Linked DNA regions of Mus musculus: all the other regions are linked to region 3. Evidence: chromatin loops called from intact Hi-C (ENCODE). Cell type or tissue: heart. All regions are shown on one strand. Links, peaks and the distances in the headings refer to the core of each region. The heading gives the core; the rest is flanking DNA.

Region 1 (10,395 bases), core at 1,855-6,854, 78 kb after region 3:
GCCGGTGTGTCACTGTATTGCCCCTGCTGACCTGAAACTTGGGGTCCACCTGAATGAGCCCCGACATTGTTGAGATTATGAGTACCTGGCTTTGCACTTATAATTTTCCTCCTTCTGACTATGGATTTTGTTATCAAACTCAGGACAGCTTCATAAGACAAACCAAAGAATACATCTTCCTCGGTTTTCTGAATGAGACCCTAGAAGATGGGCCTGATTTTTCACTTGATTATTTTGAGAAATTTGTACAAGTACGACATCATTACATAAAAGAGCAATTGAAAAAAATTACATTCATGCACACAGTCCCATGTAGCTTTGTGTTACAAAACTGTAACAGCTTAAAATTATAATATTTATAATTACAAAACTCAGAACACTATATAGACTACAGTTTTACAAAAAAAAAGCACACTGAATTAGAAAGTCACATTACAAAACCCTCCCCTACTTTGGAAGCCAGGCTGCCTCCAGTTATAAATCATGAACCATTTAATGGGCTGTGCAGTTCTTTGCCACTTTCTTGGCTTCTCTGAACTCCAAGTTTCCTTAATTGTCAGGTGAGTTTGCTTCATGGCTCTTTGCTCCCTGGAGTTGTCAGGAAGAGCCAATGCAACAACTGTATGTCAGGTAGTTAGCCCAAGTTGGGTGTGCAGTGGGTGTTCAATGCACAGTGATGAAGTTTACCACCACATGGGCAATTTTTAATTTTAATAAATTGTTTCATTCCAGTCATAATTAAGCACCCATTGGAAACCAGGGGCTTTGGGGCACACCAGCAAAATCAAATGTGGCCTTCGATGTGCCTGGTATAGGGAATCAGCGCTGAAGCCCAAGGATCCATGAAATAAGATGAAATAAAGCAAAATTGAACCCTGTCTTCATGGTGCCCCTTTTGTTCTGCGTGGACAAGGTAAATAAAATCAGCTAGACCTGCTGGGCGGATCGGAGACCAAGTGTGGGCTCTGAGGCTGTCACATGTTGAGAACCACCTGAAATGAATCAAGGTGACTTGCTTTTCTGAAAATGGATCCCAGGTCTAAGGCCTAATTCTGGCCCACGCAGGTTATCACCAGTGTTTATCCATCGGAGCTGACAGGCATTCTGGGAAATCTTTGCACCAAGGCCTCACTTTCTGCCGCATATGACTATGCTAATTTTTGATATCCATTTCTTGGATAGGTTAATGGAGCCTTAGGGATGAGACTTAATTCCTGAACTTGTTGCAGAAGTGCAGCGAGACATGTTAGGAACGTGGTGATGTGCATCAGGGGGCAGAGAAAGTAGACTCGTTTATTTGAGCAGTTGTTGGGTTGGTGAGCTCGACTGTCTATTCATGGACAGGATTATACGAATGCAGAGTCGGAGCTACACCTCTAGAGAGATGGGTACACACATCTGCACACATCTGTATAGTACATTCACATTATGAATTCAACATTATAATTATACACCCGCAATGTGTGATTTGATATATTTACACTACTGTGTCAATCAGTTGTTAATTCTGCTTGCAAAACCATTAGAAGCATAAAACGGGACCTTGTAATGCCGGGACATTGGAGATAGCCCTCTTTGGGTATGCCTGGACAAGACCTGGCAGTCTTCCCTGCTTGGCAGTCAACCTTTTTTTCTCCTGCAGTTCTGCCCATTGTAGGGGTGTCAGATGCCAAGGGGCAGAATGGATTCGGAGGAAGCTGGCGTCACTAAAGCATGAATGGCCTTTACTGCTTCTGTGCCAAAGGGCTGAACCTCCCTGGGTGGGAGGACAAGGAGAGCTAGCTGGAGGGTCAGGGAACTCCATCATCTTGTGAGGGCTTCGGCCAAATGCAGGGCTGGTGCTGTTGTTCAGAAAGAGGGAGCTGGTGTGAGAGGCCCAGGGGCTTTCTTATGCAGTAGAGTGGAGCTTGATCAACACAGCATGAGGCTCTCTTGTCATGGGCTTATCTGGAGCCCAGTGTCTCTGCTGAAGAGCCTTGCAGGTTGTCAGGTTAGTGCTTGTTTGGTAAGAGAATGAAAAGCTGGGACCGAGTTGCAAATTAACTGGGGAGACTTCTCTGGCAAGTAAAAAAACAAGACAAAACAAAACAAAACAAAACAAAACAAAAACAATGCATGCTTTCTTCTTTTGTGGATGCAAGATTTCATAGGTACATAAATCCACATAGGTATTGATGATCAGACACTGATAATGAAACTGTCTGGGGAATTAGTGGGCGGGGCGGGGGGGGGAGAAGGAGAAGGATAGTGGGTGGAGTATGGCAGGGAATATGCTCAAAGTATATTATATGCTTTTGTGAACTTATGTAATCTTATATAATAATTTGACTTTAAAATCCAGGTTGTGAGTCAGTTGTGCTTGTTTGTGTAAGAGATCAAGCATGCTAAAACTTCAGCAGATGAAAATATTATTATTTAGAGCCCCTATGAAAGTACAGCTCCCAGGACTCACTCTGTGTGACAGTTCAGTGGGTGGGGCATGTCTCAGTGTTCCAGGACACAGGAAAGGGACACACATTCAGTGGGTGGGGCATGTCTCAGTGTTCCAGGACACAGGAAAGGGAACACAGTTATACGGCATGCAGTATCTCTCAAAGCAGTTAGAAGAAGGGATTTTGAGTGTGCTTACTATAGAAGATGACTAAATGCTAATGATCCGACTTCAGCATGTCCAATGTGTACATGCAACAAACTTCCACCCTATCCCATATGCACGTGCAGTTATGATGTGCAGCAAACCCACAAACCTCTGCCTCTGCTTGGCGATCTGGGACAGTTGCCGCTCAGATTTCCACAGGTGCCCTCACAACTGCTCTCTGCTAGGTGGACGATGGCAGTGAATACTAGAAGAGAAACCCAGGAATTACAAAACAAGGAGGGAACCTGGCTTGGTGGTAAACATCTTATTGTCACAGTCCATGGGAAGCTGAGGCAGGAGAATCAGGAGTCATCCAAAGCCAACCTAGATCACAGAGTGAGAGTCTACCTCAAAAACAAAATAATAACACAGGAGCCTTTGAAAGAAGTCAGAAATAACTTTGTAGACAGGAAAATCTTTCGCCTCTAAAGAAATCTAAAATTTTGGTTTCCGGGAGAAGTCGTGAAAAGGTTATTTCCCCTACACCCTTGCCTTCTGGGTCGGTCTACTTTAGAAGCTTCTTAAAAGCTTCATTTAAACTTGCTGAGAAGTTGTCCACCGGGGACAGAATACAGATATCGGGGCCTCGGAGACTCTGGGGCAGCTGGTTTCCGATGTGAGCGGATTCTATGCTTTATAGGGAGTGCCACAGAACACGGGGCACTTTACAGGTCACCAGAGAGCAGTTCTCAACACTGGCTTCATCAGAACCAACGGACCCAATTCCCCAACTACAGCCCAGACCATTCCCAGCAGAATCTCTGTCCATGGGGTTCAGGCAGTAGCAGTGCTTAAAACTTGCCCAGTGACCTGGTCCAGGCCAGATGAAGAATCCCTGCTCTAGCAGGAAATTCTGTTAGGAGTAATGGCGATCAGATTTCCAGCTAGCAGAATATCATGGTTTTGTTTTGTTTTGGTATAACTTGCTGTACTCTTCAGCTAGCCTTGAACTCAGGCTCCAGCCATCTCCAGCTTCAGTCTTCTGGGTAGCTGGAGCACAGGTGATATCACCACTCGTGGCTCAGAATCACATAGGAGACAAACAACAACAATAACAACAACAACAACAACAACAAACAAACAAACAAACCTATGCAATAATTGCTGTTTTATCTTAAAATGAATAACGTAGAGCATAAACTTATTTGCGTTCTTAAAAAGGTTTCCCTTGCAATGCAAAGGAGAAAGAGAAGTGAACAGAACAAGAGACTAGGGAGAATATTGAGCACATGTCTGTAGAGGCAGGACATACCTCAGGTCTGACAGTTGTGGGCTAGAGCCAGGGACCAGAGACTACCTTTTCAGGATGAACTTGAGACTCTTCAGAAATCCAGCCTTTTTCTGCCAGTTGCAGAGGCCCAGCCTTTTCTCTGTTGTCACTGAGGACCCACAAAGGCCCACACAAATCTCTCAGGAGGTCCTCTTGAAATCAGGCTCTGTGAGGCGGCTGCCTCTGTGTTCTGCATGGGAACAGCATCTGCAGACTCGAATATGAGGTCCGGGGACAGAGGTCAGATTAGTGACACAGGTTCCCAATAGTCTGGAGAGGCCCTCTGGTGCTGCAGGCTTCCTCCACACAACCCAGAGTTGGACATCCAGCTGGGAGAAGTCACTGGCCTTTTGAAACCCCAGAGAAGCATCTGCCCCTGGGAATGATTTGTCAATCTCCTGCGCCCTCTAGCGGCAGATGCCTGTCGTGCCTGCACCAAGAGAGTACTTCAATTTTTATCCTATAGTAAGTATTCAGAGGTCAAGCTGCTACACATTTCCTTCTCTCTTGTCTATCTTTCTACCTGACTATATGATGCTTCCACAAGTCTTCTATGCATTTACAAATGACTAATGTATATATTACATATGTATTCATTTCTGTATGTGTAGATAGAAAAGTAGATATGTAGACACATACATGCTTCATCCATACATATGAAATATGTCTTATATTTAACCATTTTAAAAGATATTTTTGTATGTATGTATGTATGTATGTATGTATGTATGTATGTATGTATGTATGTATGTATGATACATATTGAGACAGGATCTCTCTATGTAGCTCTGGTTGGCCTGGAACTTGCCCATAGACCAAGCTGGCCTTAAACTCAATTGTCTGCCTGCCTCTGCCTCCCAAGCACTGGGATTGGGATTAAGGGTATATATATGTGTGTGTGTGTGTGTGTGTGTGTGTGTGTGTGTGATCATGCCTGGTAGTAGTGTACATATACATATACACATATACATATATATACATGTTCATATAATATTTGCAAATGTAAAAGTACTTTTAAAATGTTACATAAAATATATATTTGACATATGCAATAAGATTTGATTATATAACTATAAATGTTATAAGTATGATATATCAGACTAATTTATAGTATGCATATTTTCTATAGACTATATATTCATATTTGTAACATATTTATATGTGTTATGTATAGTAATAGATACAAGGTTTCAGTGTATAAAAGGAATCCAATCGTCTCAGTTGGGTATAGTGGAAATAAGTTAGTATCCTAGCTTGCTCTCTGTTATTGTGATCAAACACTGACAGAAATAACTTTTGGGGTAAGAAAGGGTTTATTAGGATTTAAAGGTTATGATCCATCATTGAACAAAGCCAAAACATGAACTCAAGGCAGGAACCAGGAGACAGGAACTGAAGCAGAGGTGATGGAGGAATGCTGCTTACTGGCTTGCTCTCCATGGCTTGCTTGGCCTGCTTTCCTATAGAACCCAGGACCACCTGCCCAGGGGTGGCACCACCTCCAGTGGGTTAGGACTTCCCACATTAATCATTAATTAACAAAACACCTCACAGATAGTCCCACAGCCAATCCGATGGAGGCAATTCCTCAGTTGAAGTTCCCTCTTCCCAGGTGACTTGAGTCATTAATAAGAATAAGACAACCCAGCGGATTCATTTGATTTGCCTTCCTCTGGGGGACATTTGGATTGGTTTCCTTATTTGCCCATCATGGGAACTCCTTGCATGTGCGACTTTGTTCGTATGAGGTGTTTTTCTCCAGAGCACAAACTTGTCTTTCACTCAAGCCAGGAACTTAAGGCTGAAATGCAAAGTCTTGTGAAAATGAGAAGGGATAGAAACAGGACGCTTTGTGAACTGAGGACCAAGTTGGCCAGAGGGTGGGGTGTTGGGAAATGGAAGAGTTGCTTTTACCTGTAGTCTGGAGCTTTTGTTTTGATTTTTAATTAGGAAAAACAACACTTTTATGTGGCTCAAAATTTAAAGAGAATGACTGAACGGATGTAAGTAAAGTCCCCACCCCCTTTTCTGACTTCCAGCTACACAGTTCTTAATGGAGATCCCCAATATCAGTGGTCCTTTTGGACTCTACACAAGATCATTTATATGTGCGCAAACAAGAAGACAGATCTCTAGTACAGGTGCTCCCCAGTAGTAGAATTCCAACTCAGTTGTAGGGTCCCTTTCTACATGACTTGGCAGTTTCTACTGGTGCAAAATGGTTCACTTCTCTAAGACTGGAGCCACCATGTATTATGTTATTTACCAAGGATGTAAATTAAACAAAAATGGAATCTTAGAGGGTTATTTTAAAACGTTATTGTAGTATGGTTTCAGCTAAATACTAGCAAGGAGCCTAACTCGCTGCACTGTCTACCAGATGGGGGCTTCTTCCACCAATTCTAGATGCAGCTTGCTGTGGGCTTGAGGCTCCTTGGGTGCTATTTTGCAGTAGTTCCACTTTTCTTGTCCCCTCCTCACCAAGCTCTCCACATTTTGGATATGTGCTGCTAACCTCACGGTCTATTTTTTATCTTCCTTCTCTGCTGTGTTGTCTTCTCCTGGATACTAGTGTATAAGAACCACTGCAGAGGAAGATTATCCAGCTGAAGAGAATACTGCAGGAGCCTGGGTGCTGTGTGCCTTTGGGCATCTCTGCTGCTCTGTTTTCCAGCCTGTTGTCCACATGATCTTCTCCCACCTCCTTATGTGGCCCACTCATCAAGCAGCCAACATGAAGCCATGCTTCCAAATATGGCCGACACTTATGTGACTTTCCCTCCTGTGTTCAGAATGCCTGACTTAGACCCAGCAATGGAAACAAAGCTACCTTCAGTCCCATGAACAACCAGAAATGTGCCCTGGGCCTCTTGTTGGCACCTGTCTATTGGGTAGCCAGGCTCTCTTCTATCTCCCCTTTTACAACCATGGAGAGGATAGCACCCTGTCTGAGCAACTTCACTGTCTCAAAGCCCTGCAACCCAGCATGGTACCTGACTGATGAACAATGAATGCCTGGCCTTGTATCCAGAGGCTGCACTAGCAAGCACCTCCCTGTGTCTCTTCATTTCTCTTAAAATCTTGATCATTAAATCTCAGCATATCTTAAAGAAAATCAACACTGAAACAGATCCCTGTTATATATCCACACTGAAGACGTTTTTCTAGAATCTTCATTTTATGTAGTCAGAGCATCCTTAAATTGAAAATCCAAAGACTACATGTTCCAAAATTCCAAACTTTTTGCCCCTGACATGAAGCCCCAGTGGAGATTTCCACGCTGATCTCACAGATTGGTCATCTCCAGAGCATGTCAGAACTAAAAATCTTATATAAAGTTACCTTCAAGCTCCAGGTAGCTGTACATGAAACATAGGTTTTATGTTTACACTTGGGCCCTACCATTAACCATATTTCATGATATCTGTGCAAATACTCTAAAGCAGAGGTTCTCAACCTGTGGGTCAAGCACTCCACAGGATCTCATATCAGAAATTTACATCATGACTCATAACAGTAGCAAAATCGCAGTTATGAAGTAGCAACACAATAGTTTTATGGTTGAGGGCCACCACAACATACGGAACTGTAAACCACTAAAGGTGGTTTACAGCACTAGGAAGTGGTTTGCAGCACTAGGAAGGTTGAGAACCATTGCTCTAAACTCTCAAATCTGATCATCTCTGGCTCCGAGCATTTGGGTAAGGGTCTTCAATATTAAGGTTGTCTGTTGGGTCCACTGATAAAGTCTTCTCGTCATATTTGGAATGGAAATGAAGAAACAAAATTTAAGATCTATTTGATTTCAATCCTTGGTCAGTTGAAAAGCAAGCAAACAATCAAACAGCAAATAAGCATACAAAAATAATAACTCAACAGAACTCAGGTCACTCAAACATTTATTTCTTGGCTGGAAAGGAGAGGTAGAACAGGCAGTGGTTGGAGATAGCCCATATGTGCAGGGATTTCTGCTCTCTGCAGAGCACATACCAGTGGCTTACTTCTGTGCCATGATAAGCCTATGACTGCTTGCTAAAGCCGAGGTTACTGCACTTTTGAAGTCATTGAAGGTTCAATAATTACAATCAAGCATTTCCTTAGTGACACCTGAGGAAGGTATGGAAAATATCAATAAATCTCTTCAACTTTCCACCCATTCACCATCTTAAATATTAAAAAAAGAAGAAAAAAAGCTGGAAGAAGTGACCCATGAAGGGCTAGAGTTTGGCCTTGGGTCACAGGGCTCAAGGACTCCATTCTGTTATGACATCTACTTGACAGCAGGTTGGCCACCAACTCTGCCACATGGTGCATCTGGGGCAGTCTTAACACATTTGAATGCTGCCATCAAGAAGGGTTGATTGTATTTGCCAACAATGGCTGTCCTAGTGTCCCCCAAACTTCCTGCTCCTTTTTAGTGTGAGCTGGCTTCCACTCCTCCTTAGGCAGTTGTATCCCCTTTCTTCTTGATCTAGTGTTACAGTTGGACTTGAACTGTGCCCCCAAAATCATGTGCTCTAGGCTTAGTTTCTAGCCTGTGTTGTCACTGAGAGATGGTGAAGTCTTTATGAGAAGAGAGCCCATGGGGGAAGTTACATTGTTGGCTCTTCCTCTAGCACACATTCTCATCCCATCCATGAGACACTCACCACAGACACAAGATATAGTTTCAGGTTCTGAATCCTCCAAAACCCTGAGCCAGCTCAAACCTTTCCTTACGTTGCTTTTCTTGGATATTTATCATAGTAGCAGAAAGCTGGCTAACATCGGGTGGATAGTGGAAGCAATTGGTTTGTCACCAATAGAAGGTGGAAATGCTGCCTTGGATGTCAAGTCATAGGAAGGTTTATTCTACAGTGATTGGCTGATTTGAGCTGTTAAGAATTACCTAGAGAAATGGTAACTGACCCAGGAATGTGTCTCATTGGGAGAACATCTATATAACTGTTTCACACACACACACACACACACACACACACACACACACACACACACACACACACACACACACACATATTTGATCATATATGAAAATAATCGTATATAACATATCATTATATATACACATATACATAATTTACATATTATGTATGAGTATATATTAATAAAGCATTTGTGTGTGTGTGTGTGTTTGTGTGTGTGTGTGTATGTGGTGTTTCTAGAAGAGCTTAACATGACTGTCAGTGGGTTAGGTAGGGAAAATCCATATCTGTGTGGGTAGCCATAGCTGGTCTTCTGGGGACTTGGAGAGAGCACACCAGAGCAATGTATGTTCTTTTCTAGATCAGTGACACACTATTCTCTTCTTTGGAACACCATCACCTGTCTCTGCTTCCCAACTGTTGACAAGGTGTGACCAGCTGCCTCACAGTCCTGCCTTCCAATGATGTGCTATATATTCCCTCTAACTGAGAGCCAAAGCACACCGTTCCTCCTTCAAATAGATTCTGTTGGGTATTTAGTCACAATGAGGACAGAGAGAAACAAATACAGACGCTGATCCATGCTTGAACCTTCCAGTGCCTCCCCCTTGCAGATGCCTTCTTAGCTTCCACAGTCACTGGCAAACCCCCTTAATATCTGTCCTTACACACCCATATACATGTCACTTGCTGGTTCTGTACTATCTGGGGAATCCTGACAAATGCAGAAGTCCTGGATCCCTTTGCTCTGCTTCTGTATGACACTCTACTAATGGGCCAGCTCCTGAGATGGCAGAAGCTGGGGATTAGAGCTCCGATTTGCCGCAAGGCTAGCCCAGCTCTGAGACATCTTATCCATGTGCCAGAGACCAGAGCCATGTGTGTCCAGTTGTTCCATGACCCCGGCCCTGGGTTCCCAGGCACCACCTGGGAAAGCTAAAGTATCTTTTACTTGACAACAAGCTTTTCTGAACTTCTGGGCTAGTTTTCTGGGTTAGTCTCACTGCATAGTCCAGGCCAGCCTCAAACACTTGATTCTCCTGACTCAGCTGCCTGAACAAGTGATTACCACAGATATGCTTGTTTTGTATCTCTCAGTTTGAGGCAATTTGTTATGTGGAGGTATTTAATTTGCATCAAAAGACAAAGTTTGAAATGGGTTTTGATATAAATTGCTTAATTTGAGGGGTGAATATTGCCATGCCCAGACTCAGAGGGGCTATCCTCTGACTAAAATAGAAACCCACTTAGGAAGATATCAAGGAGTATCCATCTAATTTAACACTACTGTGAATTTTATCGCATTGTCTGCCTGCCATCAAGATTCCTTCCCTCCCCACCCACAGGCACTCAGAAATCACGATGGAGGTGTTGTTATAGGATAGAGGCGGATTCCAAATGCTCCTGGCTTTGCAGTGGGTACCACATGGGAACTAGTTGAAGCATCCGTGCCCTTGGCCCAGGACTGCTGGGACACAATTGGAGTCAGCTGTTGGGAGGTGACCAGCTGAGGGTTTGTTGGTATGCTGAAGTAAGCAATGGCTTTCAATCCTACGTGTTTCTGG
Region 2 (10,395 bases), core at 3,205-8,204, 320 kb before region 3:
GAATTGTGTCAGGTAGTACCCACAACAGGTAATGCCTCACAGCTATTTAAAATCTTGAGGTATGGGCCTCCAGATATGGCACTTGCTGCTCTTGTAGAGAGGACATGGCTTCAGCTCCTAGCACCCACATCAGGTGGCTCACAGCCATCGGCAACTTCAGTTCTATCCAACACCCTCTTTTGGCCCCCCTCAAGCACCTGCCTATGGTGCACACACATACACCCCAGTGCACACATATGCACATAAGATAATAAAAGGTAAAATAAATCTTGATGTAAATATGTAGATGCCTATATATCTCTCCAAGACACACTGGTCAAAACACAAAACAGCGAGTAAGAAGTAGTTAGTGGAGCTGTCCAGATGGCTCATAAGGTAAGGACCTTGCCACCAAGACTGATAACCTGGTCTTGATGGCCAGGACCCCATGTGGTAGAAAGAAAGAACCCAAAAGTTGTCATCTGACTTCCACAGGCATACTGTAGCATGTGTCCCCTCAACCCTCAAAAAAAAAAGACTTAAATTAAAAAATATATTTAAAGTAGTATCATATCCACCTATAGACACAGAGAGACACACGCTTCAGTTGCTCAAGAAGACCACATTAAGAAAACAGGAGAGGAAACTGGAGGATTGCTGGCAGAGATGAGAGGGTATTTTTCACAATATATTTTTTACACCTGAATTTGCATGATTATTGCCTCTGATACAATAATGAGAAATGGGAACTCCTACAAACTAGCCTCCATAAAAAAAGCAAAAAAGCGAAACCAAAAAACCTAGGCCATTGCTTGGTGCAGTAACATAAGATAAGCAAGGCCCAGCCTTTTGACCCCACTCTGCCTCCTGCAGGGCTGTTTTCTCACCTTCCAAAGAAACAATGCCAGCTTGTGTTGATTGGAATAACTCTACCAGGCACAGTTGAAAATAAAATAAAATAGCACACACTTTACCACATTTAATCTTCTCAACAGCCTTGAGAGATGAGGGCACTGATACTGCCACCCCTGTATAAGTGAAGCTTTGGGACACAGCAAAGATAAGCATTCTGCCCAAAGCACACACTTTGTAAGAGCAGGCAACAGTTTAGCACATCAATGATGTGCTGAGTCAAAATTCTCAACCTCTGTTCAACCACTCTCAAGGACACAGTGTAAGTACTTGGAGTAGGGAGAACGGTTCTCCATGGCTTCACCATTGAGGTGCCCCAAGAATAAATGAAGCCTACATTTCTACAAAGACTCATGGATAATTGAACATGATGAGGAGTGTAACATTCTCCACTGGTGCCTCCTAACATGAACACATAGCTATCAAATTAAATGGCGTTTATTATGCAAAACTCTTTAGTTTCAACCTGCCTGTGATCGCACCATCGTGAGAGAAGCTTGGAGTGTCTCTTTGTTCCCAACCCTTGTAGTTAGGAGTACTTGTTGAACCCTGATGAGAAGTGCATGCAAGTGGCAAACAATTATGAAATCCACCAAATGATTTTTGAGGAGAATCTTGGCATTGTAAGATCAATTCACATGGGTTGTCACCATCTATAATCTGCCCCTCACACACTCAGGGCTGCAGACCTGTCCCTGCCGGTGCACAGAGCCATGGTCCAGCTCCTCAGAGAGCAAAGTGTACAAGGATTTGTTGCTTTAGGGCTAGCCTGTCAGAGGGCTCCTACAGAGGCACAGTCCTGAAGAACTCAGGGGCGATGATTCAAAGACTTAGTTGTAGGTGGACAAGGATGTCGAGACACAGTGAGTCCGTCTCATTAAGGAATGCCTCTAACAGTTCATTCTTCTGCTACTACCCTTGTAGTGTATTTTGGCTCTTATTTGGCTTTCTGGTAGCTCAAGTATCCTAGACACTCTTTTAGTAGTTGTAGGTTTTTCTGATTTGAAACAAAACAAGAACATTTATTTATTGACATTTTCATTTATTTACTTACTAATGTTGCCAGAATTGAAACCAGGACTTCAAACATGAATTCTCTGTCCTTTTATTGGCCCACCGATATCTTACTGTCTCAGTGTCTCTGAGCAATTCCATACCTTTCCATATTAGTCCAGGTTTACAGAGAAACAGAACAACCAGGCAATACTTGGGGAATAGGGTGGAAACTGGCTTGCCAGACTACAGGAGATAGCAGTCTTATTTCCTAAGTCCTTTGAGTAGATCTGACACATCTAGATACAGAGATGCTGTGACTTAGATATGATTTCAATGTACTCCCCCAAGTGTTCATGTTCTGGGAGCTAAGTCTTCATCATGGTCTTGGTCTTGAAATGGTAACATGTTTCCCAGTTGACACTCAATGCAGAGTAATTACATTGCCTCTGTAGGTGCTTCTTTCAGATTGACAGCTCTTGTGGGACCTCAGGCTGTTCTCCTTGGAGTATGATGCTGTTAAAATTGCCTGAACCCTGAAACTACTAAAACTTTCTGGCTTCCTGTGTCACCATGTGATCTCTGTCATAGCTGCTTCACCATTCTAATGTCATCTGCTATTAGGCCCTCGCTGAGACCCAAGCAAGGGGTCATTTGACCTTGGTCTTATGGCCTTCCAAAATATAAGCTAATAAACCCTTTTCATTTATAAAGTTCCAAGCCTCATACACTTTGTTATAGCATAGAAAATAAACCAACAGAGGCCATCTGCTTTACTCAAACTCTTCTTATTTAAACATTAAACACATCTAAGAAAACTGTTGGGATCCAGGCGTCATCCCCCAAACCACACAAATGCTGACCTGAGTCAGATGGGTATGGTTTATTGAATGCATGTGGTAATACTGATTGATCAGGATCATACATCAGAATTCAGGGGTGGAGTCATGGCATTGAGTGCCTTTTTATGTCAGCTTATAAAGGAAAAACAAAAACACAAAAACCATAATGATCTCATATGCAGGTGCAAAAGTGTTGTGCGGTGGTCAGCTTTGACTCGAGCCATTTTAAACATAACATTTCATATTGTCCTTTGATTTGATGGATCCTACAGAAAGCTTTGTGGAATACCTAACATGCACAAGGCTCAATTTAATTTTTTTTAAAGAACATGATTTTTTTAAAAGGTAAAATTTTAATCTCAACATATTCTCAAAAGCCATGCCCTTACTTAGATTAGAATAGTCTGGGGGTTGGGGTTGGGGCCTGGTCATCTACAGGCCTTGAAGGACTTACCAAAGTACTGTAGTAAAACTTTAGTTAGATATGTATAGGTTGCTTTTCTCACTGCTGTGATCAAATGCTAACAGAAGCACCTTAAGGTGGATTCGTTCTGGTTTGTGGGTTAAGAGGGAACAGTCTGCCATGGTAGGAAAGGGATGTCAGAGTTCACTATAGCAAACGTGTGTAGCTGAAACTCCTCACATCTGGGTAGACACAGGAAACAAGGAACAGGGAATTCTGACGCTCTCTTGTTGACTCGGTCTCTATTCCACCTGGACCTTACAGCCCCTGGGATGCTGCAGGCTACATTCAGGATGGATCTTTGTCTTCCTTTAAATCTCTCTGGAAATACCCTCAACCAAGGCATGAGTCTCCTAGGTGATTCCAAATCCAATGAAGCAGATGATGATTAGGCATCACACTACAGGCTGTAAATTAACCTCAGTACACTAGCACTACATCAGTGTGATAGAATGAGTTGACAGAGTAACTAAAAGCCATATCAGTGCTAACCTTACAACTGGGCAAGAGGGTCCTGCACTAGATCTGCATATTACAGGCCTGCTCTTGTCCCTTCCTGACCACTTAATGTGAGGTCGAGTGGATGCCCATGGCAGTTCACACACAACTCCTAGAACACAGTCCCAGGTACCCAGAATCCAGGCATTTCCAACTCAGAGGGTCCCAGACTGCTCTCCAGAGTCTTCAAAGATCTCTTTCCTGGGCCGTTCTTATAAGGAACCATCACTAGTATTTAGCTTTAGGCCAAAAGGAGGCTGAGACAAACATATGGATACAGATGGGATTGGTCGAATGGGGAGAAGGCCGGGCACATGGATCCCTACTGTGAGTGAGGTGTGTCTCATCATGCAACCCTGAAATTAGGGAATTATTAATTTAATTAGGGTGGAAAATTAGGGGGTGGATTAGGAAAGAATCAGAGAACTAAATTCCACATATTTAGGAACATGGACTGTATTTCCATGTTCTTAAAAAGGTATATTGGTCAAGGCAGGAGCAGAGACCCTATTTTGCTTATAGCCCATTATGCTGATTTATGACATTTTAATTCAATGAAGCGCACACGTGTGCATGTTTGTGTGTGTGTGTGTGTGTGTATGCATGTGTGTTAGAGTGTACAAGTAGAGGTTAGAGAACAACTCTTGGGAATCAAATCAAACTCAGATTGCCATACCTGCAAAGAAAGCATGTTTCATTTGCTGGGCCATCGTCTGGTCCACATGTTTTTGTTTTTAAGCCAAGGTCGGTCAGGCCCGCCTGGAATTAGAGATCCTCCTGCCTGTCCCCTTGAGTCCTGAGATTACATGGATATATTCTACCTTTCAGCATTTAGGCAGACAGTATGAGGAAGGAAGGATAGGCAAAATCATAATTTAGGGTTGCTGACTTGACCATTTCGTTGCTTCCCCTAATGCCAGTATGGTACTATAAGTCAGAGCGCAATGGACATGTGCAGTGTATAGTGAGCATGTTATAGTGGGACAAGACACGGACACATGCCGTCAGAAGCAGCTTAGATTTATTATGCCTTGATTTTTCAATTGAGTTTTGGTCATTACACATTCAGGAACGGTTTACTGTTGCTGAACTTTTTGACACACAGCTCCCTATCCCTAACCCATTCAGATATGGTGCAATCCCCATGGAGTCCTGACACACTATTAAAGAAATGTTGGTGTCAGGGATGCTTTGCATGAAAATAAAACTACCGACTTGAGAAAAGAGACATAAAATTAAAAGTCTAGGATAAGGAACCACATTGACTACAAGTACGTGTGTACATTTTTTTTTTTTTAATTTCCTATTCCAAGTGGGTTTTAGAATCCAGTTGTCTTTCTTCAGGAAGCCTTTTGCCATGTTGATGGAGGCAAGAATAAAGACTGATTCTGTTCTGGGCCTTTATAACCAGTAGTTCCTCTGAACTGATCTAAGGTTAAGTTAGTCTTGCTGTAATAGTCTGCCCAATTCACTCTGGGGCACCTAGGCTTTTTGTATGGTCACAGCTGAGTTGTGGGACATAGGGTTTATGCCAATGTAGTCTGGCTGGGGGCCTTGTTGGAGAATTGACTGCAGAAGTAAACGGTTTGATTCACAAGGACCTAGTTAGAAACCAAATCTTTCTCCCCTGAAAGGGCTGATGGCAACCTGAGCATTGAAAAACATTCCAGCGTGGGATGGCATATTTGGTTTCTTTGTTTGTTTGTTTTATTTTGTTTGGGGGTGGGGTTTGGTGTTTTGAGACTAGGTTTCTCTGTGTTGTCTTTGTTGTCCTGGAACTCACTCTGTAAATTAGACTGGCCTCGAACTCAGAATTCCTACTGCCTCTGCCCGTAGTGCTGAGATCAAGGGCATATTTGCGGTTCTTAAATTTTGTTTTCTTCTAGCTTTTTGTTTTGCTTTCTAAGTGCTGGTATCAAAACAATCTTGTCACAGGGTCTCTCACTGCAAATTCTAGGAAGGTAAATAAGAAACTGCATCTGATAAAATGAATGCGTGTAGGACGGATTCTGTAGGGGAAGAGAAACACAGCGGTAGCAGAGAGAACGTGACACAGCTCCCTTGTCTTCTCCCTGTACCACCAGGGCTGCTCCACCCTTGCCAGTCTCTCTGTCTTCGCCCCTCCCGGACCCACACCGCGGCTAACCCCGCCTCCTCGGCGCCCCGCCCTTCGCCCCGCCCTCTTCAGGCCGCTAGGCGCCTTGTTTACCCGCGGTGCATGTTGGGGCGGTCTCCTTGGGCAACGCTGGCCCGCCAGCTGCCCTGTGGCAATGCCGCGAGGGCGCGGTGGCGGTGGTGGTGGCCTGCGCCAGGCCTCCGCCACCTCTGCGCCCTTGGCGAGCCCCAGCTACTACGAAAGGGTGGGCCAGCTCCAGCAGGCTCTGCGGGACAGGTACGGCCGCGGGACGGGGCAGGGAGTCAGCGGCGCCACTGAGAGCATCGGGGTACGGTGTCCGGCCCACTTCCCGCCAGTGGTTCACTAGTGTTGGAACTCGCCTGCGACCCCCAACTAGCCCCAGAAGGGGTTAGGAGCACAACTTTACCACGGATGCCCCTTGTTTGAAAGCGCAGAGAGACTGTAATCTCTCATGACAACCAAAGCCAGGTCCCTCAGCCTGCGGATGCGGCCGGAAGTGAGAGTGGGAGTTTTTTTGCCTGCCAGTCTTGATCAAACCTTGTGAATTTCTTTAGTCCTCTCTAGTCCTACATGCCCCCTCCTCACTCTCTCTTCAAGTTGTCATCCTACTTTGACAGCCGCACTGCATCAAAGATGACAGGTCCAGGAACGCAGGCTGGAATGGTGTGTGTGTGTGTGTGTGTGTGTGTGTGTGTGTGTGTGTGTGTGTGTGTGTGTGTGTGTTTGCGCGCGCGCTGTAGTCTTTTAGAAGTGTCTGGGGCTGACTAAATTTCTAGTAAAAGGATGAAATTTTCAACGGGTTCAGCTTCGAGGGTTGGGATTGCCTTTGATTAAGACATGAAAGATGAGAACCATTGGAAAAAGCTAGATCTAAGAATGCATAAATAGAAAAAAGTACAAAGCAATTGACTATAAATAACCACATGGAAAGATAAGTTGTTGGAACACTTATTTAGCTGCCAAATTAATTGGACTTAGAAATCTCATTAGTTGACAAGAAAGGAAATAGATTTTTGGATCTTTTGATAAACAAAACATTTAGTGGGTGTTAAAGTTACAGAATCATTCAGAAGGAACAGGAGGGCTGTAACAATTCTAAGATCATAACAGTAATTGCAGGTGAGGTAAAGTAAGTGATTTTTCAAAGGAATTGCATCTTACACTAGACTTAATTTTTGCCAATTACTTGTTAAGTAACTCCCACGGGCCCTAACTCTTCTTTCCGTGTTTTATCTTCTTTCTACATCCGTTTTTTTTTTTTTTTTTTCCTTCTGACACAGTCCTGCTCACCTACTCTAGGGATCTCTTAATCTCCCACTTAAGAAAAAAAAAATTAACCATTTAGGCGTATGTTGGTGGTGGTCTATGCTGAAGAGACAGAAATAGGAGGACCACAGGTTCAAGGCCAGCCTGGGATACAAGCCAGCCAGGGCAGCATAGTGAGAACCTATCTCCAACACACACACACACACACACACACACACACACACACACACACACACCTTTATTTTTCCTACAGAGCTTTTCTTTTCTCAATACTTTCTAATGTTTGCACCTTCAGTGTGCTTAGTGAGATCTCAGAGAGAATACAATAGAGAGAGAGAGAATGTGTGTGTGTGCATGCACAAGCACGTGTGCACATGCGAGCTCAAGTGTGCCTACATTGAGAATTTTAGGTGAGAAGCAACACCTTTTGCTCACTGTGTAGTACAATGGTGGAGGAGGTGTTTTTGTAAAATGTTTGAATTTATGGGTTAAATCCAAAAGTCAATTAGCCAGCGTCTAGGTGTTACAAATGCCTTATGTGGAATGCCATCACCTCATTGTCACTGAATAATGATCTTTTTTCCAGTTACCCAAGGTGGTGGTATTAGATCTCTGCATATATATATGTGTACACATATATATATGCATCAGCTAATTTAAAAGCAAGAACTTTAGTTTTAGTGCCTTTATCTCATTGTCTGTTGTAGTTCAAGAGTGGTATAGTTACCTTTGGCCTTTACTTATTTGTGTTTTGTAGGCAAAGATCTGCTCTTAAAATGTGACTGATTTAAATGACATTCTTTTTGAACTAGGTTAGTGGTAAGTTATTTTTGCCTCCTATGCTGGAAGCACCTGGTTCTTTATGGTCCTTATGGCACAATAACTGTAATGATTATCCACTTTATGTTTAGCACTTTTTGCTTTAATTAGGAAGCAAGGTAAGGTTGTTGAAGTTACATAAGAAACTGGAGTCAGATTTTATGGCCTGTTCATGGTCCTGCATTTGAAGATTTGTTTTATTTTTAAGTCAGTGTAAATCTATTGCTCTGTGTGATCATTTTTCATTTTAAGAATCTGTAAGTGACTCTAATTAATGCATGCTACACACAAGATAGAAGCAAATAACTCTAGAGAGGGAGCTATAGTAAATGAGTAGGAACATGAGTTCTGCCCATGACAAGTCATGAGACTTCACCAAGGGTCACACACACACACACACACACACACACACACACACACACACTAAATGTAATAACATTTTAAAAATTAAAGCCAGTCTCATCATAGGGACCACTATTTCCTGAAAGTCCATGTTCATCTTCAATATTGTGAATTTCACAGCAGTTGGAAATGCTTTTATCACTTTGGAAACTTTGGGGAATCAGGAGATTAACAGCAACAACAAGTACAGTTCAGCCTTCTTGGCCCTTTTAGAGGCAGTCATTGAAATGTTAGCTGATCTGATAACTGAGCTTGTTCATCGAAACTGTTGTATTTTAAACTCCAGTCATTTTCCTGTGTATTCCCACATAGGTGTAATTTTATAGCTTGAATGTTTTTCTATGTGTGTGTAGTGCTTTCTCTCCATTGTTGTGAAAGTCCGTAATTGAATCTGAAAGAGTCTAATGGAGTGACATGTTGCAGTGTGTATAGTGCCCACAAGTGTGGTAGAAACATATAAGTGCAGCTGATACTTAACAACTACTGTATATAAAAACATCCTTTGAAAGGTCCATTAACCAGCCCCAGTTATTTTCAATGGTGATACCGATTCAGGGCAACATATCATAATGGTTCAGAATTGACGCTGAGATATTAGCTGAGTACAGTTGAGGGTGATGGAAAACCGTGGTATTGAGACACAAATTGACTAAGTTCCTTAAAATGTAGAAAATTCAGCTTTGTAAGAACAGGCCAGCTGTGAAAACCCAGATGAGGGTACAAGTGACTGAAACAAAGACTCTGTAAGTATCTCAGGTTTGGGCATTTCAGAGATTCTGAAATAGAGATTTGATATGTAGGCATTATTTGATATGTAAGGATTATTATGGTGGTCCCACCAATAAGCCTTCCCTCTGACTTTTTACTGAGGTAAATATCCAGTGTTTAGACCTTATGTTAAAACTCATATGAAGGATTACCATTTGGAGATGCAGCAGCATGGAGGAGGGAGTTAGATGAGGAGTTGACAAAATCAGCACCATTTTTTCGTGGAATAGAGAGCCACAATGTGTCTGTGGTTGCTAAGATATGAAGTGTTCAGAGAGAGACCAGCAGTGTGACCAGCAGGTATCTGCATCCACAAGAGAAGGAACTGAGAACAGAGATCTTTCCAACATTATTAAAAAGAATTTGCAGTTTCGGAGGTGATGGAATTTAAAAACAAAACAAAACAAAAAACAAACAAACAAAACCCAACATGGCCCTTTTTCCCTAGATTGCAGAATCATTTAAAAAATATTTTAAAATAGACTCAAATTTATTGAAAAGTTGCAAACATGGGACAAAGACCCAGCATTTCCCTCATCAAGATTCTCCTGAAGTCCCAACAATATTATATTTTTATTTTCTTTTCCCATACACTTACCTAAAATCAGTGCTCTTCTGTTAAATACTTCAAACTGTGATGTGAGTATGTGATGGTCCACGTCATTAAAACCTTCAATGTACTATTAAAAAAAACAAAAGAAAGAAAGATGCTCTTCTATATAACCATGGTACAGCTCTCACAGTTACCCTTCAGCCTTGCTGTGTGTCCCTCCACACACTCAATGCCAGACATAAGTTGTCTTAGAAACCAATTTGTCTTAGTAAGGGTATCTATTCCTGTACAAACATGATGACCAAGAAGTAAGTTGGGGAGGAAAGGGTTTATTCAGCTTACACTTCCACATTGCTGTTTATCACTAAAGGAAGTCAGGACTGGCAAGCAGGTCAGGAAGCAGGAGCTGATGCAGAGGCCATGGAGGAATGTTACTTACTGGCTTGCTTCCCCTGGCTTGCTCAGCCTGCTCTCTTAGAGAACCAAGACTACCAGTCCAGGGATGGCACCCACAAGGGGCCCTCACCCCTTGATCCCTAATTGAGAAAAATACCCCACAGCTGGATCTCATGGAGGCACTTCTCCAACTGAAGCTCCTTTCTCTGTGATAACTCCAGCTGTGTCAAGTTGACATACAAAACCAGCCAATACAATTGACCCCTTGTCAACTTGACACACATACACATCACTATTAAGCCTTTCTTTCTGGTCCTTTCTGGTCTAGGGTTTAATTGAGAAACATGGCTTACATTTGGTGTGCCAT
Region 3 (10,395 bases), core at 2,921-7,920:
TTCCTGGCCACAAAGGGTAGGTCTATCCTTCTGTTTGTTGAGTCAGGGTCTCACTCCCCAGCTTAGTGTTTGTGGTGGTTTGAATGTGCATTGGCTCATGGGAAGAGTGCCTTGTTGGAGGAAGTGTTTCACTGCAGGGGTGGGCTTTGAGGTCTCCTCATGTGCTCAGGCTCTGCCCAATGTGGGGAAGAGCCTCCTTCTGGCTGCCTGAGGAAGACAGAGGTTCCTCCTGGCTGCCTGTGGGATGTAGAACTCTTGGCTCCTGCTCCAGCACCAAGTCTCCCTGCATGCTGCCATGCTTTCTGCCATGATGATAATGGACTGAACCTCTGACACTGTAAGCCAGCCCCAATTAAATGTCTTCCTTTATAAGAGTTGCCTTGGCCATGATGTCTCTTCACAGCAATGAAACCCTAAGTAAGACAGTCTTGAACTTACAATAAATCCTCCTGCCTTGGCCTCCTGAGTGCTGGGATAAGAGGTACATGCCACCACATCCCAGAGCCTTTTGGGTTTTGTTTGTGAACCAGAGGGGCACTAGTTCAGAGTGTGAGTAACTAACTTGTTCAAAGTTGCACATGGACAGTGGCCATCTTCTGTTGTAAGAACAGGCTTCTTATACTTGTGCTCTCTATTCATGACAGTGAATGACTGTTGAGGGTGGCCAGGGTAACTCATGCAGTGACTCTGGCAGATGTCACTGTGTCATTGAGAGGAAGGCAGAGCCACCCAGCTCTCAGACTCCCCTCTCTCCAGGGGGCAGGTGTGTTCCCTGATGAGACACCTGGAGTTGCATCTAGGCCTTTGACCCAAAGGCTGGCTCTACACAGCACCTTGCAGGATCAAGATCAAGGCAGGATTTTAGAGTTGTGAAAGTGGAATCTGTCCTGTAGGAAACTCCAAGTGATTAATTTATGCCCCCCCTCAAGTTTGAGAAACTGTGATCTGGGGCTTGAAGAGGCGAGAATCTATCCAAACTCACCTATGTGTAAACTAGCTGAGGGGGATGTCCCAGATGGGGGTGATAGCACAACCTCCCCTCCAGCCAGCAGGGACACACCTGTGCCCCCAGGCTTTCCCAGTGGGATTTTAATCTGCTTCCATGGGCATGGTTCCATTCTTTCCTGTTTCAAAACCATGGGAGTTTGAGAACACTTGACTCTGGCGTACACAGATACCTGGTGACAGACGTAGGGACTCACGGAAGCCTCTTCCTCCATCTCATGACTTCTGCAGTTGGCTCACGGCAGCTTCTTCATGAAATCCCCAAAGGCACAGTGTTAGGAACCAACACTGTGATTCTATGGGAATACTTCGGTTTACACGGACTTTGGGCAGGGTAGCTGAATGACTAAAAGCGATGCTAACTTGATATCTCCGGAGTCCATTGGTGTGGAGAAACACTGAACTGAGAAGGAAGAACAATACATCAGAGAACTTGGGAAACGGCTGTTCCAAGTCAGGGGAGGAAACAGGGGGGATACAGGTAGGAAAGACGAAGGCACCTGTTCCCAAGGCACGGAATCAAGCTACCCAGGTGGAATGTGATTCTAGATCCTGGGATGTTTGACAGGCTTCTGTGTGCACCCATCTGCTCCTGAAGTCCATGGATGCTTCCCAGCACTGGGGAAAACAAAGGTGTGGGAAGTTCCTACAGTAGGATGGAAGGCAATGGCTGGACATCGTTTCAAGCTGGACCTTACTTTGCCATTCTTCCACAATCTCACAGGCAAAGTCACCAGACTCACAGACCAATCACATAGACCGACTGGTGCCAAACTGCTCAGAAACGCTCTTCACAGTGTGGAGGGCAGAGATTCCGTTCTTAGCAAAGAGCCCAAAACAAGGTCTCTGCAGGTAACTGACCATGCAAAGCAGAAGCCTCAGTGCGTTGCAGAGCACGTCCTCCGGGGCAGCTGAAGCGGTCCACCTCCATCTTGGCAAGCCTCAAGGTTTCCGGCAAAAGCCCCCTCAATAGGCTTCCTCCGCGTGATATTTTGGAGCTGTGCGTTTGAGCCTAAGTGCTTGAATGAGCCCCCAAATCTGTAGGCTTTCCTGGTGCTGTGGGGGTTCTGGAGAGAAGAGCTAACTTGTTTGTTCTGGATGCCCAGAAGCAGCAGGAGAGCCCGGCAGCAGTATGAGCATGTGTGGGGTACGAAGGAGAGAGGACCGGTGACATGGAGGAGGCCAGAGGAAAATGGAGGAGGAGAGAGGACACGGAGGAGGCAAATAGACGGGGCGGAGGTGAGAGAAGATGGAGGAAGTGCCAAAGATTATGTAGAAAAAAAAGATACAGGGCCAGGGGCAGGTATGGAGGAAGAGAGGATATGAAGGCAATCAGAAGAGACAAACAACGGTGCTCCTCGGCTCTCAGACCATGTTTCCCTCACCAGGCCACCCCCTCTCCCTTTCCAACAAACAGTGCTCAGGTAAAGAAAAACAAAAACGTCTGAAGTACAAGTCGCCCACGGCCCAGTAAATAATCCACACCCACGAATGTGAAGTCCCCCTAATTAAACTTGGTGGTTATTTGATTCCTCTCCTTCTCCTTCTCCTTCTCCTTCTCCTTCTCCTTCTCCTTCTCCTTCTCCTTCTCCTTCTCCTTCTCCTTCTCCTTCTCCTTCTCCTTCTCCTTCTCCTTCTCCTTCTCCTTCTCCTTCTCCTTCTCCTTCTCCTTCTCCTTCTCCTTCTCCTTCTCCTCCTTCTCCTTCTCCTTCTCCTTCTCCTTCTCCTTCTCCTCCTCCTCCTCCTCCTCCTCCTCCTCCTCCTCCTCCTCCTCCTCCTCCTCCTCCTCCTTCCTATGCAAGCAAATGGGAGATGTGCTGAGGAGGTTTCTGAAGGCAGTTGGGGGGGGGGGGGGAGAGGGAATCCAGGTGTGTGCAAATATGACCAAAACATATCAGATAGGTTAGACAATTGTTAAAGAATAAGTACAAAACTATTTTAAAACAACAACAACAACAACAACAACAAAAACACAAGAAAGTCTAAGGTGGATAAAGCAGATACATGGGCAGGGCTGATCTGCAGGACCTCCTGTGTACAGTTGATGAGAGAGGGGCAGGGCTGATCTGCAGGACCTCCTGTGTACAGTTGATGAGAGAGGGGCAGGGCTGATCTGCAGGACCTCCTGTGTACAGTTGATGAGGGAGCACGGGCAGCATGAAGACCAGGGGCTTTGGAGAAGAGAACGATTGCTCACTCTGCGGAGGCTGCAAGTCTGAGCACAAAGTCCCAGGAGGGTCAGTATCTCCCGAGGCCCTTCCTAAGCTTGCAGATAGTGTCGCCCCCTCCCCCCCGGGCCATGGGACCAGTCTTAACCAACTTACCTCATTAAAGTTTCTCTTTCCAGGGGCTGGAGATAGGGCATTAAGAAGCACTTGTTTCTCTTGCAGAGTACCCAGATTTGGTTCCCAGCATCCACATGGTGGATCACAAGCATCCTCAACTCCAGGTCCAGGGATATTTGAAGAACTCTTCTGATCTCTGTGGGCACCAGGCATGCACATGGTGTACAAACATACATACAGGTAAAATACTAAGAACTTGGAGGACTCTGGGACCTGTGTGTGGCTGCTAACAGGAACCTGGTAGGTGATTCCAAGCTAATTCTGCAGAGCAGGAGGGAACCTTTCTCCCCAGTCCCTCCCTGTCTTCACCAGAAATGGCATGGAATGCCTTCGAGGTGGGCCCTCTGCTCTTGGGGCTTTTTTCTGGGTTCGTGTGTGTTGGGAGTGTAACCTGTGAAACCCAGTCTCACATGTAAAGTGAATTGATTGCTCACACCAGACGAGGTGATGTAGGAGAGGAACCTGGGAGGTGCCTTCAAAAGTGGTAGATGGTGGTGACATCAGAGACCTGCCACTGTTTCTTAGCACTTTATGAAGAAAGGCTCTAAATTACCCCAGATAAAGAAAAACAGAAAGAAAGAGATCCCTCCTATGTCTTCCAATTGACTAACAAGTGTCAGGTTATTTTTTATTAGAATAAATTACATTTTCCTGGCACAGGAAACATTTTGAAGAGGTGGAAATATATGCTTCAATTGTGGTGGTGACAGTAACAGAGACAGTTGACATCCACAAGGCAGACGAAAGAAAAAGGTTGAATGCCATCAACCTTTTCATCACACTCCAAGGGACAAGCACCAAGCCAAAGAATTGTAATTCTTTCTTTGGCATTGTGGTCCTACTGTAAATGGACTTTACCCAGACATCCCTCAAATCCACAGATGACCAGATTGTGCTCCCAGGCCTGAGTCAGTCGCCCGACCTGAAATTGTTTTCTTATCCAATCGCTCCACCTTGCGGACACTATGGGCACCGCAGCTTCGATCCTGGCATCCATCCGTCGGTTTTGAAATGCTGGTTTAAGAAAGTAAAAAGATCAGTGTCTGGAGCGCCAAGGTGGACTGATTTCATGCTTGTTTGTTTTGTTTGGGTGTTTGAGGGGAGTTCAGGGGGGTTTAATGATTGAGGAGATGCTGAGGAAGATAATCTTCTGGGCTCCCAGTCTACTGCGATGCCCTCCAACTTCTTGGAAAGGCTGTGGGCAGAGATGGAAGGCATCCCGACTCGTGTATCTCTTTCATTTTGGATGCCCCACCCCACACCGCTGCCTCTGTGTAGTTTAGGAATTGGCACCGAGTTGGCATACTTTTATAGGATGGGGTGTTTCAGCCTCCCATTAACCGCCCCCAAGCGTCCACGCGGCGTGTCCCCCTGGTGGTAAAATCCCGCTACTGTATAGCATGCAGTGTCAAGGCAAAGGCTCTGACCAAGAAGCCTTTCTGGATTGTAAGCTGCACCACAACCTAACTGGATTTGAGGGTTGAATAGGATCACTTGGAGGCCATATTACATGCTGGCCAAAAGATGGTTTCTTCGTTCTAGTACCTCCCGCGAAAAGCGGGGAAGGTTGGACCGAAGTCAGAATTTCTCTAAACTCTCCATTACACTCATACTGAGCCACCTTCCCCTGCCGTCATCTAAAATGGTCCGAGACAGTTCGGGATCATGGGAATGGCGCCTGAGTGCTATAAATGGGAATTCCTAAGGGTCAGCACACTCCTGGCTCACGGAACCACTTTGCTGAGTCTGTGGGGGTAGGGACTTGCAAAGAGCAGCGCGGAAATGGAGGGACGGGAGGATTACAACCTAGGAAAAGCAGGATGCTCAATGGTGATGTCCCCTGAGGATGCCGGGTCACCCGGACACACTGTAAATAGAACAGCTGTTCCCATGGTCAGACACTAACTCTAGTTTTGAGCCTGATTGCCCGTGGTAGCAGGCAGACTGTGGGAGTAGCACTGCAATCCGGGTGTGTTTGTTTCAGGGACAGAGAGACTCGGTGGGTCGCTTAAAGAGAAAAGCGCTTGGGCGCCTCCTAGCGGCCACACACGAAAAATCCTAGTTTTCCTCACCCCACGTGGTTCTCGGAGCATTGGAAACGTTCGCTTGCAAGCCCTCCTTTCCGCACTTGCTCTGATGGCGGCGCTGAGACCTATTCACCTCTTTTAATAACGATGCCCTGGGAGGGAAAATATAGAGGCTTTTAAAATCCAGACTCCGTGTGTGTGTGTGTGTGTGTGTGTGTGTGTGTGTGTGTGTGTGTGTGTGTGTGTGTGTTGGGGTGTTGGTAAAAGCAATAAAACTCAGATCGCTTCCTTAGCGAGATAGCAGCAGCTATAATGCTCCAAGGGGATCAGGGTTTATTTGCAGATCCTGGATAAAAGATGATATATCGACGAGATTTAGAGTGTCACTGTGCCTGGCCTCTCGGGAAGTCACAAGTACATATTTCCTGAAATACCACCCAACACAATATCTAATCCAATGCCACTTAAGACAGGGAAGGGAATGCCAGCATCCCACAAGTTTGCACCCAGCTTCTAAGTTCGAAGTGGAGAGAAACCATCCCTCCCTGGAGAGGTCTAGGGCACCTTAACGTTTCTTGCCTGGCCCTTGTCTTCAGTCCAAGTGATCACTAAACGATGAGCCCTAATAAATACGTTTGAGAAATGTCCTTACTCTTGGCAAATATTGGATTAGCTTTTCAATGACCAGGCTCTTGAAAAGGCTGGAGAAATCCATGCCAGGTCTCAACTAAGCCCAACAGTCAATAGGTAAGGAAAATAAGTTATTTCCCTTGTGGGAACGGGGAGTACTGAGAAGGGAGTGTTCACTCTATGGAGTTATCTACATGATGGCATTTCAAAGCACTAAAGGGGACAGAATTTGAGGTAACCTGACATTTTCATCAATGTAGTGGTGCTTCTACTTTCTCTAGAGATACACATCCAATTTCTATTTTATTTTCACAACGCAGTTTATACACTTTTTTTGGTTAGAAAATATGTTGCTTATATGGGTGGTGTTTGTAGAGGTTGTACTCAGATCCAACTCAGACTGCTTAGGGAAGGCCGCACAGGGTGTGTTCTTTCTAAGTATTGCTCTCTGCAGGAGACACTGAGAACTAAGGAAGGAACCTCTTCAGGTGAAGGGTGAAGGCTGTGGGATAAGGTTCTGAACTGTTCTCGCCCCCCCCCACTAATGTCAGATGGCTACACCTCTGTAGTTCAAGTAAGGATGGACAACCCCCCCCCCCCCAGCTAGCTTTGGTAATCAAATGATTCTGCCTGGTGAAAGATGCCTTGGCTGCAGCTTAGCTGGGCTGAGCAGCCCCCTGGTTTCTTATCCTCTTGGGCCTTTCCAGAAGTATGTGGAGGTCCCTGTGACCATCAGTCTATTGGTGCATGAACATATATGGTTTGCATATACCCAGAGAAGTCCAGAAGCCCTAGAAAAGCCAGAGTACCAGCTAGTTCCTGAGCACCCCAGGCCTGGCTTCAGCATGGGGCACCCAACCAGAGCCTAGCTGTCATTTCAGATAGAGTGAGCACCAGGGTCCCAAACCAAACGGTGGTGTGTGTGTGTGTGTGTGTGTGTGTGTAGGGAGGGAGGGAGGGAGAGAGGGAGGGAGGGAGGGAGGGAGGGAGAGAGAGAGAGAGAGAGAGAGAGAGAGAGAGAGAGAGAGAGAGAGAGAGAGAGAGACTGACTCTGTGTCACGGGGCCTAGGCGGGGCAAGCGCCCTCTGAAGCCATCAAAGACAGGGTGGCTTTTTTCCCCCTCCTCCATCCTCCTCCCCAATAGATATAGCACGAATTTTTAATGCGTCTTCCTTTCACAGACAACAATACAGGGTTTGAAAGCCGGACACAATTTGGGTTTTGTGCGGGTCCCTCCTCGCGCTCCCTCGGCCCAGCTGGCCATATGGAATCCAGCATGGAGTCCGCGGATCACAAAGGGACCCAGTGACAGGCTCAACAAAACCCCAAGGAGACTTCTGCCTGACTCCGGGATTCACTGCCCGTGATAAGCGCGCTGAATGGTGCGGGTGGGGGGCTGGGGGGAGCTTCTCTCTCTTCCCCTCTCTGTCCCCTGCGATCCTTTCTCTGTCCCTTTTTAATATGCACGCCTCTAACATCTCCAGCTCCCAGCTTTCCCATTGTGCGGTTTTGTGCGGCCCTCTGTAGATTGGGCGAAGATAGACTGCCGAAGCGGACCCTGAGCGGGGTGCGCTCCCAGGGCGCTAGGGTTAGGGCCACACAGGGCTCCACGGGCGCTTTTATTGACTCCTTGGGGACCCGAGGACAGAGAAGGGCAGGCGCACGGCCCACCTCCGGGGACTCCTGAGAGGACATACTGAGAGTGCAGGCCTGTGGGCCTCAACTTGCCAGGTCCTGGAAACCTGCAAGTGTTTGGGCCTTAACACTCCCGTGAGGGTCTGAGAGCTCTTGTGAGTGTTTGTGGCAGAAAGCCTGGACCCTGAACACCCAACACTCACCCTTCCTGCGCTGCCCAACGGACCTCTGGACAACCACAGAGGCCCGGGGCTTAGGAGAAGTTGCACTTAGGATAGTGAGCAATTGGTTCCAGGGCAGGTTGGACATCTGCCTTTTGTATTGCACAGCAAACATAGGCAGTGAATTCTCCAGCTTTTACAAACAGCAAAACAAAACCCCACAGTTTCCAAGCTTGTGCGTAGAACAAAGGGAGACTTTTCAGTATTTAGGGAAAACTGTCCCCTTCCCAGGGCTGATGGGAAAGGACCTGTAGGGGGTGTATTAGAAAGACTCCCATTGCCCTCAGTGATGGGGTGTGTGTGCACAAGGCAGAATATAGTGTAATCACGGCCTTGCGTGTGTTGTCCCAATTTAGTCACAAGGATAATCATGTTTGCTTTAGATATTGAATTAAATCTGATCACCAACTGGATGGGAGAAAGAGAGAGGGGATCATCTAGAGTGACTCCCTTTGCCCAGCCGGCTGCCTCCTTACCTTCTAGCCTCACCTCAACGCTGGAGCTCTGGAGGACCACAGACACTAGATCCAAATAGACTGACTTTCAACCTCCTGGCATCTTAGAGTTTGCTGGGCTCTGACTCATGAAGTCACGGTGAGACAGAACAGAAAGGCGTGTGCCCGCTGAGATGCAGGACCATGTGTGCTCCAGGCTCAAGCGACAAAAGCTCAGTTCGCAGTGGAGGAAGGAAAGATTGCCACCTCAGTGGACGGTGTGCACATGCCTGTCCTCCTACCCGAGCCCTGGTGGCAGGAGTTCCACTCAACCCCAAGCTTGTACTTTCTAACCGTCCACCCAGAGCCATGACCAAGAAACCAAGAACTATCCAGCTCCATCGGATCGGGTTCCAGGCCAGAGGGATGGACAAGATGGGGCATCAGTAATGAGAAGACTGCATTGCCTAGGATCCCCAGTCGCTCTACTTCCCTGGCTCCTGGGACTAAAGAGGAATGACCAGTTTGGAGGAAGGCGCCAGATCTGGTTTGGTCACCCAGGGCTCAGCCAGTTTCTAGAGACAGGCAAAGCCTCAGAAACCTTAATGTTAGCTCTCCCGCCCTTCATCCCAGCGCTCAGGACTCGAAGAGGTCAACTAGGCCTCAACTTGGTACGCAGATATTGAGAAAGTGGTGCAAAGAGAAAGCCATCAGACTCAATCTCAGACCCCCCCCCCCCGTCCCCTTAGCCAGAGGTAAATTAAACTTAACAAAGTGATAGCCATCAAGTGTAGTGGTTTCAACAGCTTTTCAGGCTGAAGGAGCCACTCAGAGATTTGGGCGAGTGAGGGGGGCTTGCTTTCCTTGTTTGGCGCTACCCAAAGTCACTTTCCCTCCCCCTGTTGGGGATTCAGAGAGTGCACAGAAGCCGGAGAGCGCCAGGCCAACAAGGACTTTGGACCACTGGCTAGCAGGCTGAAGGCCAAGCTGCTCTGGTCCTGCGCGGAATCGTTTGGGTCAGCCCGCCTGAGGCCTATCCCGTGCACTCCTCCACTGTCTGGATAACCCCGCGGCCACTGCGCTGCGAGAGGAAACGCCAGAACTAGCCCAGAATACAGCCCTAGGCTCCAGATTTGAGGTTGACGCCCCTTCCAACTCGGCCCGGGAGGGAAAGTAACAAACTCAAGAACTGGGCTTGGTTTTGTGTTTGTTTGTTTTTTTAAACACAGGATTTTTATTAAAATTCTTATTTAAAAAAATCGAAAGCTTTCAGCGCCCGGCGCTCTTGGGGAAACCACGTGAAACTGCTGAGTTCCAAGCTCCGATGCTCAGGAGACGAAAAAGGGGGCCCGGGGGTGAGTTCCCTACACATATTTTCCTTTTTCATAGTTGAAAAATGTTTGCACTGAACAAATTAAAAATAAAAATAAAAATAAAAATAAAAACCCGCTGCAACTCAAACATAACCCACCGAAAACAAACGACAAAGAGAGGCAGGCCCGGTGGGGATACAGGCCCATCCAGAACGTCATTTGGCAACGATCACTAGCGATATTTACAACGAAGAGCGAAATTTGCCACCAGTTGTCAGAACGTGTACATGGCCATAAATATTTAGCATTTTCTTATAAAAAAAGAAATCCTCTATATTTTAAAGTGTTCTCCACTTGCTTTTAGAAGGCTGACAATATCGCTACTCACACAAACATAGTTTACAAAATTCACGAAAGCAGTGCGGGGGTGGGGTGGGGTGGGGGCCGGTTGGTCCTTTCTCTTTTCAAGTGACAACGTTAACGTTGGGATGGTTTGGTCCCCTCAGGGAGAGAGAGGCAAAGAAGCAAAGCTGCACAAACATTCTGTAAACACGGCTTAGAGTTCTATCCTCTCCAAAAGTTCAAAGGGGAGAGCGATGGGGCAGAGTCAATGGAATCTGCCACTCGGGGAGGCACAGGCAACCTCCCTGTGCCTCCTCAACTGAGTCGAAAGTCAGACTCGACTCTATAATAATAATTATAATAATAATAATAACAACCGTGGTAAGGATCGAGTCCTCCTCGCCACCGGCGCCGCTGGGGTGGGGCCAGGGCCTAAGGCCTCC

Evidence for each region. Hi-C counts contacts between places; a loop is a spot of excess contacts. Peaks named below come from ENCODE experiments on the same cell type or tissue, not always from the same donor. Only the 100,000 strongest peaks of a DNase experiment are listed, where the experiment ranks them.
Region 1: a loop joins it to region 3, with 2.8 times the contacts of the local background. A loop is called at or near these places in 2 of 42 quality-filtered maps.
Region 2: it touches region 3 in a loop (2.1-fold over the local background); 2 of 42 quality-filtered maps call a loop at or near these places.

What each region holds. Positions count from the first base shown.
Region 1 is chr2:147,252,622-147,263,016 of GRCm38, forward strand. All of the region lies in intron 1 of Nkx2-2os (NK2 homeobox 2, opposite strand), which reads left to right. Gm39955 (a long non-coding RNA gene) reads right to left here and starts at 4,235. Exons shown (of 4, transcript XR_866809.2): 1 at 3,891-4,235; 2 at 2,748-2,843. In heart, for the core only: a CTCF peak has its summit at 4,326 (motif pointing left); no DNase peak of the experiment used is centred there.
Region 2 is chr2:146,849,965-146,860,359 of GRCm38, forward strand. Kiz (kizuna centrosomal protein) reads left to right here and starts at 5,916. Exons shown (of 14, transcript NM_001033298.4): 1 at 5,916-6,079. The coding sequence starts at 5,958. In heart, for the core only: CTCF peaks have their summits at 5,793 and 5,997; a DNase peak (open chromatin) is centred at 5,877; H3K4me3 peaks cover 1,576 bases; H3K27ac peaks cover 1,530 bases.
Region 3 is chr2:147,173,581-147,183,975 of GRCm38, forward strand. Nkx2-2 (NK2 homeobox 2) reads right to left here. Exons shown (of 2, transcript NM_010919.2): 2 at 9,572-10,395. Among named protein-coding and RNA genes, the nearest start is that of Nkx2-2os, 5.3 kb to the right of the region's middle. In heart, for the core only: CTCF peaks have their summits at 4,312 (motif pointing left), 4,725 and 5,380 (motif pointing left); DNase peaks (open chromatin) are centred at 4,311, 4,741 and 5,171; H3K4me3 peaks cover 1,249 bases; H3K27me3 peaks cover 3,936 bases.